Regions from separate parts of the Homo sapiens genome. Here region 1 is linked to region 2. A link is a contact called in ENCODE Hi-C data. All regions are on one chromosome and are shown on one strand. Each heading gives the region's core, a stretch centred on a gene start or an enhancer-like site at or near the end of the contact. The rest is flanking DNA. Distances are from core to core; before and after follow the strand shown. Region 1 holds the start of LINC01333 (long intergenic non-protein coding RNA 1333). Region 2 overlaps ARHGEF28 (Rho guanine nucleotide exchange factor 28).

Evidence for each region. Hi-C counts contacts between places; a loop is a spot of excess contacts on that map. Pooled maps may share reads with other maps.
Region 1: a map of PC-9 shows a loop between it and region 2 (4-fold over the local background). The contact joins the promoter of LINC01333 here to the enhancer-like site in region 2. A Hi-C loop is called at or near these places in 2 of 168 maps with a recorded cell type or tissue (PC-9 and mammary epithelial cell), 3 of 37 single-sample maps with no recorded cell type and 10 of 50 pooled maps.

What each region holds. Positions count from the first base shown.
Region 1 is chr5:74,318,664-74,323,222 of GRCh38, forward strand. It overlaps LINC01333 (long intergenic non-protein coding RNA 1333), which reads left to right and starts at 2,924. Exons shown (of 5, transcript NR_197443.1): 1 at 2,924-3,194.
Region 2 is chr5:73,896,064-73,900,592 of GRCh38, forward strand. It overlaps ARHGEF28 (Rho guanine nucleotide exchange factor 28), which reads left to right. Exons shown (of 36, transcript NM_001177693.2): 30 at 1,899-2,030. Among named protein-coding and RNA genes, the nearest start is that of LINC02122, 200 kb to the right of the region's middle. Within about 2 kb of position 3,253, at least 2 of the 41 ENCODE cell types and tissues checked have a DNase peak (open chromatin) inside an H3K27ac peak, as active enhancers do.

The DNA of each region.
Region 1 (4,559 bases), core at 1,674-4,173, 420 kb after region 2:
ACAGCAGTTCTACAGATGTAAGTTCCTTGCTGGAAAAATTTTTTTTTTCCTTAAACTGAACAAAGCCTGTTGGTGTAAATGAAACCTCAGAAAAAAAAAAAGAAAACACTCTTGTTCATTGTTATAGCTTTGCCTTTCTAGATGCTGCCACATGACCAAGTCGGACAGGTGGGAACCACTAACCATCTACCTAAGAGAGGAGTGATAGGTACTTCGGCCTCAGGTTTCAAACCTTGGATTTCAGAGTTTCTGTAAATGGAGAGAGGCATTGTTTCTGATAAGTGTCTCTGATAAAGCCACTTGGGAGGAAATAAAATCTTGTTACATGACTGGCTTTCCTTTTTACTTTTGCTTTTTCCTTACTTTTGGTAGCACTGATTCCGGGGGGAACGTGCTGTTTTCATTGGGTGTTTATGAAGAAATATTTTGTATTGTAAACTCAATTCAGTGAGGAGTGGTTCTCAACTGTGACGTCAGGACTCACTGATGAGTCTCAGTAAGTCATAGGGAGTGTCACAAATAAGTTGTTACTCATGATAGAATACCAAGGTGTCAGAATGAGTTCCATTACAAAAGACAAACTAGAGCTGACTCAATATTCTCACCATTTCAAAGTCATTCATAAACTCATGTATTCCAGTGTGTTTTCTTAAATGACAGAAAAAGAGACAGAATTACACCCAGTGAGTGGAATGACATACCTTCAAAATCCAACCACGGGCCACCTCACAACTATCAGGATGACTACAACAACAAGCAAAAAATACGAAAAACAACAAAACAGAAAATAAAGTGAGAATATGGAGAAATTCGAAATGCCTGTGCACTGCTGGTGGGAATGTTAAATGCTGCAGCCACTCTGAAAAGCAATATGGTGGCTCCTCAAAAAATTGAAAATAGAATCACCATATGATGTAACAATTCCATTTCTGGGTATATACCCAAAAGAATTGAAAGCAAGGTCTTGAAGAAATATTTGAACACCCACATTTATAGCAGTATTATTCACAATAGCCAATTGGTGGAAGTAACCCAAATGTCCACCCGTGGATGAATGAATAAACAAAATGTGGTACATATGTACAACAGAATATTATTCGGCCTTAAAAAAGGAGGAAATTCTGACACACACAACAATATGGATGAAGCTTGAGGACATGATGTTAAGTAAGATAAGCCAGTCATAAAAGGAAAAATACTGTATGAGAGTTACAGACAGAAAGGAGAGGGGTGGTTGATAATGTGAAGTTGTTGTTTAATGGGTACCGAGTTTCTGTTTTGCAAGATGAAAACGGTTCTGGAGACTGGCTACACAACAATATGAATGTATTTGACACTACCGCACTGTATAACTCAAAAATGGCTAATATGATCAATTTAATGCTATGTACATTTTACCACAATTTTAAATGTTTGTAATTTTTCAAAAAAGAGAACTACAACCATGGGCCCACGGAGTGTTTTGCATGTGAAGCATCACCCAGCACACATGCACAGTGGAGAAACTACTTTAGACAACGGAGTATCGGGAAGTTGTGGAGTATCGCTAAGACCGTCTTTTCTTACCCTCCTTTTTCTTCATCTCCTTCCTCATAGTCTATGAAAATTTATCACCAAAGCCTATTATTTGCAGAATCTTGCTGACTTGCCCTTTCTTTTCTGCCAGTGCAATCTCCATCCTCTCATAAAATCTACATTCTAACTCATCTCCTTGATTCTAGTTTTTCCTTCCCCTCCAATTCTTTCCTATGCCACTCCCATTGAAGTGTTTCTAAAACAGCCCTTATCCCGTATCTTTAGCTTGTCCAATAAGATATAAGAATTCCTCTTGAATCATTGCACCGGGTCTAACCTCAATACCCTTTACGAGCAGACCCTGTTCCTGTTGCTTCCTTCCACGAACTTTCATCCTAGCTGGAACAGATTCTTCACCAGTCTCACCTCTGTGCCTCATGCTAAATCTCCCCATCTTGAAATACAGTAGATCCCTGGTTTCATGTATTCGAAAGCCACCTGTAAGGCCTATGGCCTGTTCTTACCTGTCATGAATCTAAGCCCTGCACCCTGGAGTGGAGGCATGAGTGAGTCACTCTGCTAGGAGGGAAACTGCCACCCTCTGCATCTCAACATTGCCTTGTGGTTCTCTGCTTGTCATTTCGGAGGCAAAAACTCTCTTTGTGTTTCTGTTGTGGAAGAAATTATCATGATATTGGTGTAATTAGAAGCTCACAAATATCAGGGACCTATCAGACTTTCTTATTCTTTTCCACAATTTAAGCTTTTCCTCCTTCTAGAAGCCTTTCCCAGTGACTCTGACACTTGGTGTTTTCTCTCCTTTCTCTTTTCCAATGGCAAGAAAGGAACCTCTGACCCGCAAACAGGTAGCATAAGCTTCTATATGTTATCTATCTGATATAGTTTCTAAATTAATTTAGTTGAATAAACCTCACCACTTCAACCACAGTGTAGACTTTTTTGAAGATTAGAAACCAGGTCCTTACATCTCTTGCCTTCACATCACCAAGCACAAAGCTGGACACATTGCAGGTGCTCAATAAATATCATAAATTGTTGATCTAGAAACAGCACACTAAGGTCTCAAAAGAGTACATGAGAGCCATGGAGAAACAATGCGGTATAGTGATCCTCCTAGAGAGACACGTGTCTCCGAGGAGACATGGCCCCTTTCAAACAGCCACCTCAGTTCTCTTTTACTGCCCTATCCTTTCGCCGGGTTTCTCCTTTCAACCTTGAGAGATAACTGACATGGGCTTAGGATACTCAGTCATTCTGGAATTCTGTATCAGCACTGAAACATGAGTGGGGAAATTCTAAGAAATTTACTTCTCTTTTTCTTTTCATATTTTCCTCATTCCAAAGTGGAACTAAATCGAGGTTCCCTAGCAACCCAGGGCTCTGTGAAGATTCATTATTCTATAAAATCCCACCACCTTACAAACACAAAATGTTACAAGTTGCCCAGTCACCCCGGCTTCTGAGATGAAGAATATTATTGAAGTCAAATCTGGTGGCTATCACACTCCATGGAACTTGGGGCAACATTTAGGTACCTCTACCCAGGAAAGAATCTCTGAGAAATAGGTGGCAGTTTCTCTAGCAGCATAAGAAGAACCTTGATAAGCATCATCCTTAAGTCCTGACAGCAGTGGATGACTAGTCAGGAACCTGTCCAGGTAAGCGCACACCCTAGCAGGGCTCTGCTAAATGGCTCCAATGGCTCGGAGGCCTTACTGAACACTAGGGATTGATTTCTATTGAAAACCAAAAGGAAAATGAGAAACAATCGAAATCAGGGCTCCTTCCAACCCTGGCTCAATAGCCCTTTGTTTTGCATATTCTCTATGCAAGATGGTGAAATGTAGAGATACAATTAGAATATCAAGGCTAATGAAACTAATCATTTCAAATTAAGCCCATATACAACTGTGGCACCACAAAACTGCCTTCTCATCTCTGCTATCCTGGGGGAACATCCCAGATGCACAGGAAAAATTAGCTGTCTTTTCTGGAAATTAAAATGGTAAAATGCCTGATGCACAGAACATACTTCACAAATCTTAAGTGAGCCAAACGAGGCTTTTATCCCCTGACAGCAATCTTTCATGAGCTGGACAACTGTCCCCAGTGTGAGGCAGTGAAGTCTGGCTAGCACTCTGCACACAGGAATATCAAGGCCCCTTTTCCCTTTCATGCTTTGCCTCCTCAACCATACTCTCCCCTTTGTAATATCTCTGTCACTAAGGAAACCATGGTAACATCAGTGCTTCTGTTGAGCACAGTGGTCACTCAAAAGAGGCAGAGTGAGTTCAGCCTATCATTTGAGATCCGAGTATGATTGGGGAAATATCCTGAAATAGTCTATGATTTGAAGAAATGGATAGATGGCTAGAATAACATGCTAGATGGTAGTCAAGTTACTAACTGCAGAATTGATTTGATAAAATTCTCATCGTGTCTCCTGACTTAGGAGAAATATTGGGTCTGATGAATGGGTAAAATTCCCAGGTGAAAAGAATTTGGTCTGTAAGATTTGGCAGCACCCTGAGGTTTGCCATATCTGATGGCCTGGCTTTAGTGGCAGCACCTAGTGAAGGCCCAGGTGTCCTTCTGACAACCTTTACCACCTACCGTTTTGTCCTTACTTATGTTGAATCACTACACACAGGCTGTTGAATTCAGCTGTCTGTGGAGAAATTATACCAACCACATGGTTAGACAGAAGGAATACAATATATTGCTTAATTTGTATCTGAAAGCTAAGCAACATGGAAAAAAATCAAGCATGCTCAGTCACTTCCATGAGGACAAACGAAGACACTTCAAGGTAACCTTAGACAAAACACGTATTAATCTATAATCAGATGCCATTCAAAATAATAAGAGACATTGACCTGAATCTTAGAGCTGATGCAACTGAGTGTGTCACCTCAGTATTCAACCAGTAGGGGGTTGTTTATGGGGAGGGCTTCGGCTTGCCAATTAGAAGTCTTGGCTGATTCTAGCACTTTCTTGGCTGATTCTAGCACTTTCTGCAGGTT
Region 2 (4,529 bases), core at 2,003-4,502:
TTTAGTGAGGAAAGACAGACAATACTTACGGAAAAAAGAGAACTTTGGATAGTTATCTATCCCAAAGATAATGGGATTGTGGTAAGATGAAGGCTTTACTTCAGAGAGATTAGCCTAAAGACCTCTTTTTGAGATGAGGATTGAGAAATGAGAAGCCAGCTGTCTCAAAAGCTTGGGGAGGATCATCTTGGGCAGAGAGAAGGAAGTGCAAAGCCCCTGAGGCTGCAGTGAGCTTCACGTGTTTAAGGAAAGAAGGGAGGCCAGAGTAGCAGATGTCAGCGGGGGTCACCGTTAGATGAGGTGGTGTGGGCCAGGCAGACTGGGATCAGATCATTGTAGGCTGTGTTTAAATAATTTTAGAAGAGGATGTTATTCCAAATATGATGGAAAGCACTGGAAGCTTTTAATCATGGGTGTGGCATGATCTTATTTATGTCTTAAAACACTGGCTGCTGAATGGACAAGAGATTAGGAGACAAATCTGCCTGGAGACCTGTTAGGATGTGATCACAGAAGTTAAGATGAGCCTTGGTCTAGACCAGTGCCATTGACAATGGGAGCAGAGAGAAGAGGCCGAGGCAAGATATATTTTAGAAATAAAGTCAAGAAGAAACTTCCAAGTGGGTTGACAAGAAGCAGTGACCTCCCTCATTGTCTTTGATAAAGGCTTGATGAAATAAATCGCCCACTCTCAGTATCAGCCAGTGGCTTTAACTTTCTCCCCCACCAAAACTTTCACTAACGCTGGGTTGTACGCCCATCTGCTTCCATTCCCCTGGCACACCGTGACAGAGGTGCCGGGGCAGCGGCGGACCCAGCTGCTTAGAACCCAGAGCAATGGAGGTGCTGCGTGAGCCGCAGTTGGATAATCCACCCTGGGTCACTGACCATCCAGCCCCATTTGCAGCCGAAAGATGGAGCAGGAGTTCTTATCAGAGTGAGGGAGTTATCTTCCGACAAAAAGCCAGTTCAGTAGTGCACCTTGAATCGTCTTCCTGGGACTTCACTCTGCTGGACAGCTTTTCCTCCTTCCTTTCTTTTCTTCTGTCTCTTCCTCTTGAAACCCATCCATCCTTCCAGGTCCTGCTCAGTTTTCACCTCCTGTAAAAACATATTCCGAATCCTAATAGATAATAGAATGCTCTTCCTCCTCCATGCTGCAGTAGCATTTATAATGCTCTAATAATGCTGATGGAGATGAGTGCTGATCACATGCTTCTGTATGGTCTAGTGGGTTGTGTATGTCTCTTTCCTCCTCCAATCTGTAAACTCCCCTCTTAGTTGTCAAATGCCCAATATCCCCTAGAACAGGTGCTTATTTAAAATACAGATCCTGTTTTCTCCTCCAGAGAATCAAATCCAGTAAGTCTGGAGCCAAAGACTGGGAATCTGTATTTCTAAAGATAAGTGTAGGGAAATACTCTTTTGAGGAATAGCTAATATTTCTGGGCAACAGGTTTTAAAATTTTAATGCCTGGTATATTTATACTAACTGAATGACAGGAAGTTTTTAGGCATACCAGTTTACTGAAAGTTGCATTTGAGATATTTTAATATAATGGTTTATAGTTTTCTATTGAGTTAATTCTCTGTCGTAAAATGATGCTAAAAGTATTGGTCTAGATTGAAGATCTGCAAACTTTTCCTATAAAGGGCCAGATACTAAGTATTTTGGGTTTTGTAAATCACACAGTCTCTGGGGTGTGTGTGTGTGGTGTGCGCGCGTGCGTAGGCACATGCCCATGTTTTGACAACCTTTAAAAATGTAAAAATCATTTTTAGCCCCTGGGTCCTATAAAAACAGGGACAGGCCAAATGCGATTTGCCAATTCCTGGTCTAGATTAAATATATACCTATCTTTGTTTTTTAGATTTATTTTTGTTTTTCTCCATCTTAGCTGAGAGCCTACAAGTTGCAGTGAAGGCCTCACAGATGGGCGCCGTGAGTCAATCATGTGAGGACAGTTGTGGAGACTCTGTCTTGGCGGACACACTCAGTTCTCATGATGTACCAGGATCACCGACTGCCTGTAAGTGAAAATGCAGGCCTTGGCAATGAGCCTGAGCACAGTCCCTGGAGCTTACAGTGGTCACGTAAAGTAAAGGCAATGACTGTCTCTGGTTGAAGGGGACTTGATATATTTTTTTAAATTAGAAAAAAACTGAGAATAAATATGCTAGCCTAAATGAATATCATAGGCATATAATAATGACACTGGGGTTTCAAGTATGAGGATCTAAAGAGTAGTTGGTGGGTTATACTGCTCTGTTTGCCGGCCAAATATCGGACCTTCCCCAACCCCTACCCTGCCTCATTTTTGATATGATTTATTCATTACAGTTTTGAAAGAACTTTTTAACTTTTCAGGTTTTTTAAAAAAGGAGTCCCTGCGGTCAATTACAGAACAAGCCCTTAAACCTAATCTCATGTGCATCAACTGAGAAAACAACTCAGAAAACCAGAAATATACACACGGCTCCCTCCGTCTCCCTCCTTTCTCTCTCCCTCTCTCTTTCTCTCTCTCTCACACACACGAAGTTTGGTGGTATGGTTAAAGCAGAAGTGCCAGAAAATTCTTGATCTGTGCCATCCTACACTTTAGTTCATGTCAGAATTCATTTATGAAAACATTGTTTCAAAACATTTTAAATATAAAAAAAAATAGAATGTAGAGATTTGGTTTAGGTAATTTCCCCGAACCTAGCTATCCTGTTATATGTATAGTTGTAGGCTACTTAGTTCCATAAAGGTTTCTAAGATAAGAGCATAAAGAGTATACTTTTCATCCTGTGCAGGTGGTAACAACCTTACTTCCACAAGGTCTTATGTGCGTAAGATAAAATGGATAAAATGTCTTCAGTAGTTAGAGATCAGAAGATTAAATTGAACTCAAGATTGGAAGATTAAATTGAACTCAGAACTTCTTTAACAACATCCCTTGATTAATTAAGATATATAGATGCAGTATAGCTTTTTAATTCTATACTTCTTTTTTTTTTCTTTTTTAAACATCAGCACCACTAATTATCTTCCTCTCTCAAGTTCTGCTTTATCTAATCCTGAGTTTCTAGTTTCAGAATGCGCACGTATGTTTTTCATTTTGACACAGCCCAGATTCATCAGGGGAGTTGTACTGCCCTGGGTGATTTCCTTTTAAAAGAAGAACCTCATTATGCCATTGAGGAGTCTCTGTCTAAAAATACGTGCAGGGATCTGCTGAGGGATCTGCTGCTCTCAGCCTCGCCCCAGGGACAGCTGGAGAGGCTCCCCTCTGCAGCTGCCCGAGCCCGCGGTCGTGCCTTCCCTCCCTTCAGGCCAGGCAGTGAAGGTCTCCTTGTCTGTATCCACATCTCTCATGACTGGGGAGAGTTTCAAAGGGACACCCGTGGCATTTGCCAGAACCATTGAGAGGCTCTTTAGAGGGGTCTGATGTCGGGATTCAGGTAGAGGAAGTACCGAAGCTGGCTGGTGGGGTCCTGTACCCCAAGGCCTCTTCAGTTCTGGGTCAGACTGGAACATGGTGCTATGAGAGTTTGATTCTCTTTATAAAGTTGTTCAAGGCACAAGGCTAGTTCTAAATGAAGGTCTACAACTGTGACTGAATGGGTCGGTTCTGCAAATGACTTGGAGAACTGGGCTCTTCTTCATCAGGCTTATGTCAGCCTGAGGTTATAAGCCAAGCAGACAGCTCTATTTTCAGTCTTCAGTATACATGATGAGTATCTTCTACTTCTAGGAAAGTTCTGTTCACTGGAGACCCTCTGGCCCACCCTGAAATTGGATACAGGGACAGGGACCTGATCTGTGTTTTATTCTTCTGCCTTGTCATCAGCTTCTTTCCCATTTGATTTTCCTAATTTCTATGAGGGAGTGAGAAACAGAGTGGTGAATTCTTTAGTGATGCCTTTGGCCACTCTTTAAGAGTTAGGAATAGCACCCAATAGTAGAACCATTTTTCAAATGACAGAGAAACCTATAAAATGTCCCTCATTGTAAGTGAATAAGTGCTGATCAGCTTGAACAAAATGGACTTGTTTTTAGCTGATCTCATCTGAAGCCGTTTCCGTTTAGACAAAAACTTCTTTGTATTAGAAGAGGTCTTTGAAATCCTAGAGGACTCTCATTTTCCAAAGACATAAGTATTTTTATTAAAGAAAAAAGCATTTCCTATATTGGAAATAAAGTTTTAAAAAGACACAATAAAAATTATACAAACAAACAGTGTCATAAAGTGAATATCGATTTTGTCAGGGTCTGGATTGGACATGGTTCTAATAAAACACTGTTTTGGGCTTTGAAAATTCTAGTTTTAATCAGTGCAAGGTGGGCACAGTTTAAGTTTTAACTGAGTTCACATGGGTAAAGAAATAAAATCCTGCCAACAGAGATTTAATGGATGAAGTGAAATCTGTATTTGGTACTTAAAAATATTTCGGGACTAGTTTCTATGTTTTCATAGTTTAAATACATAGTATTTGTAAATCTAAAGCATAACAAGAAATGTGAGAAAAACAACACATTTAGAAAT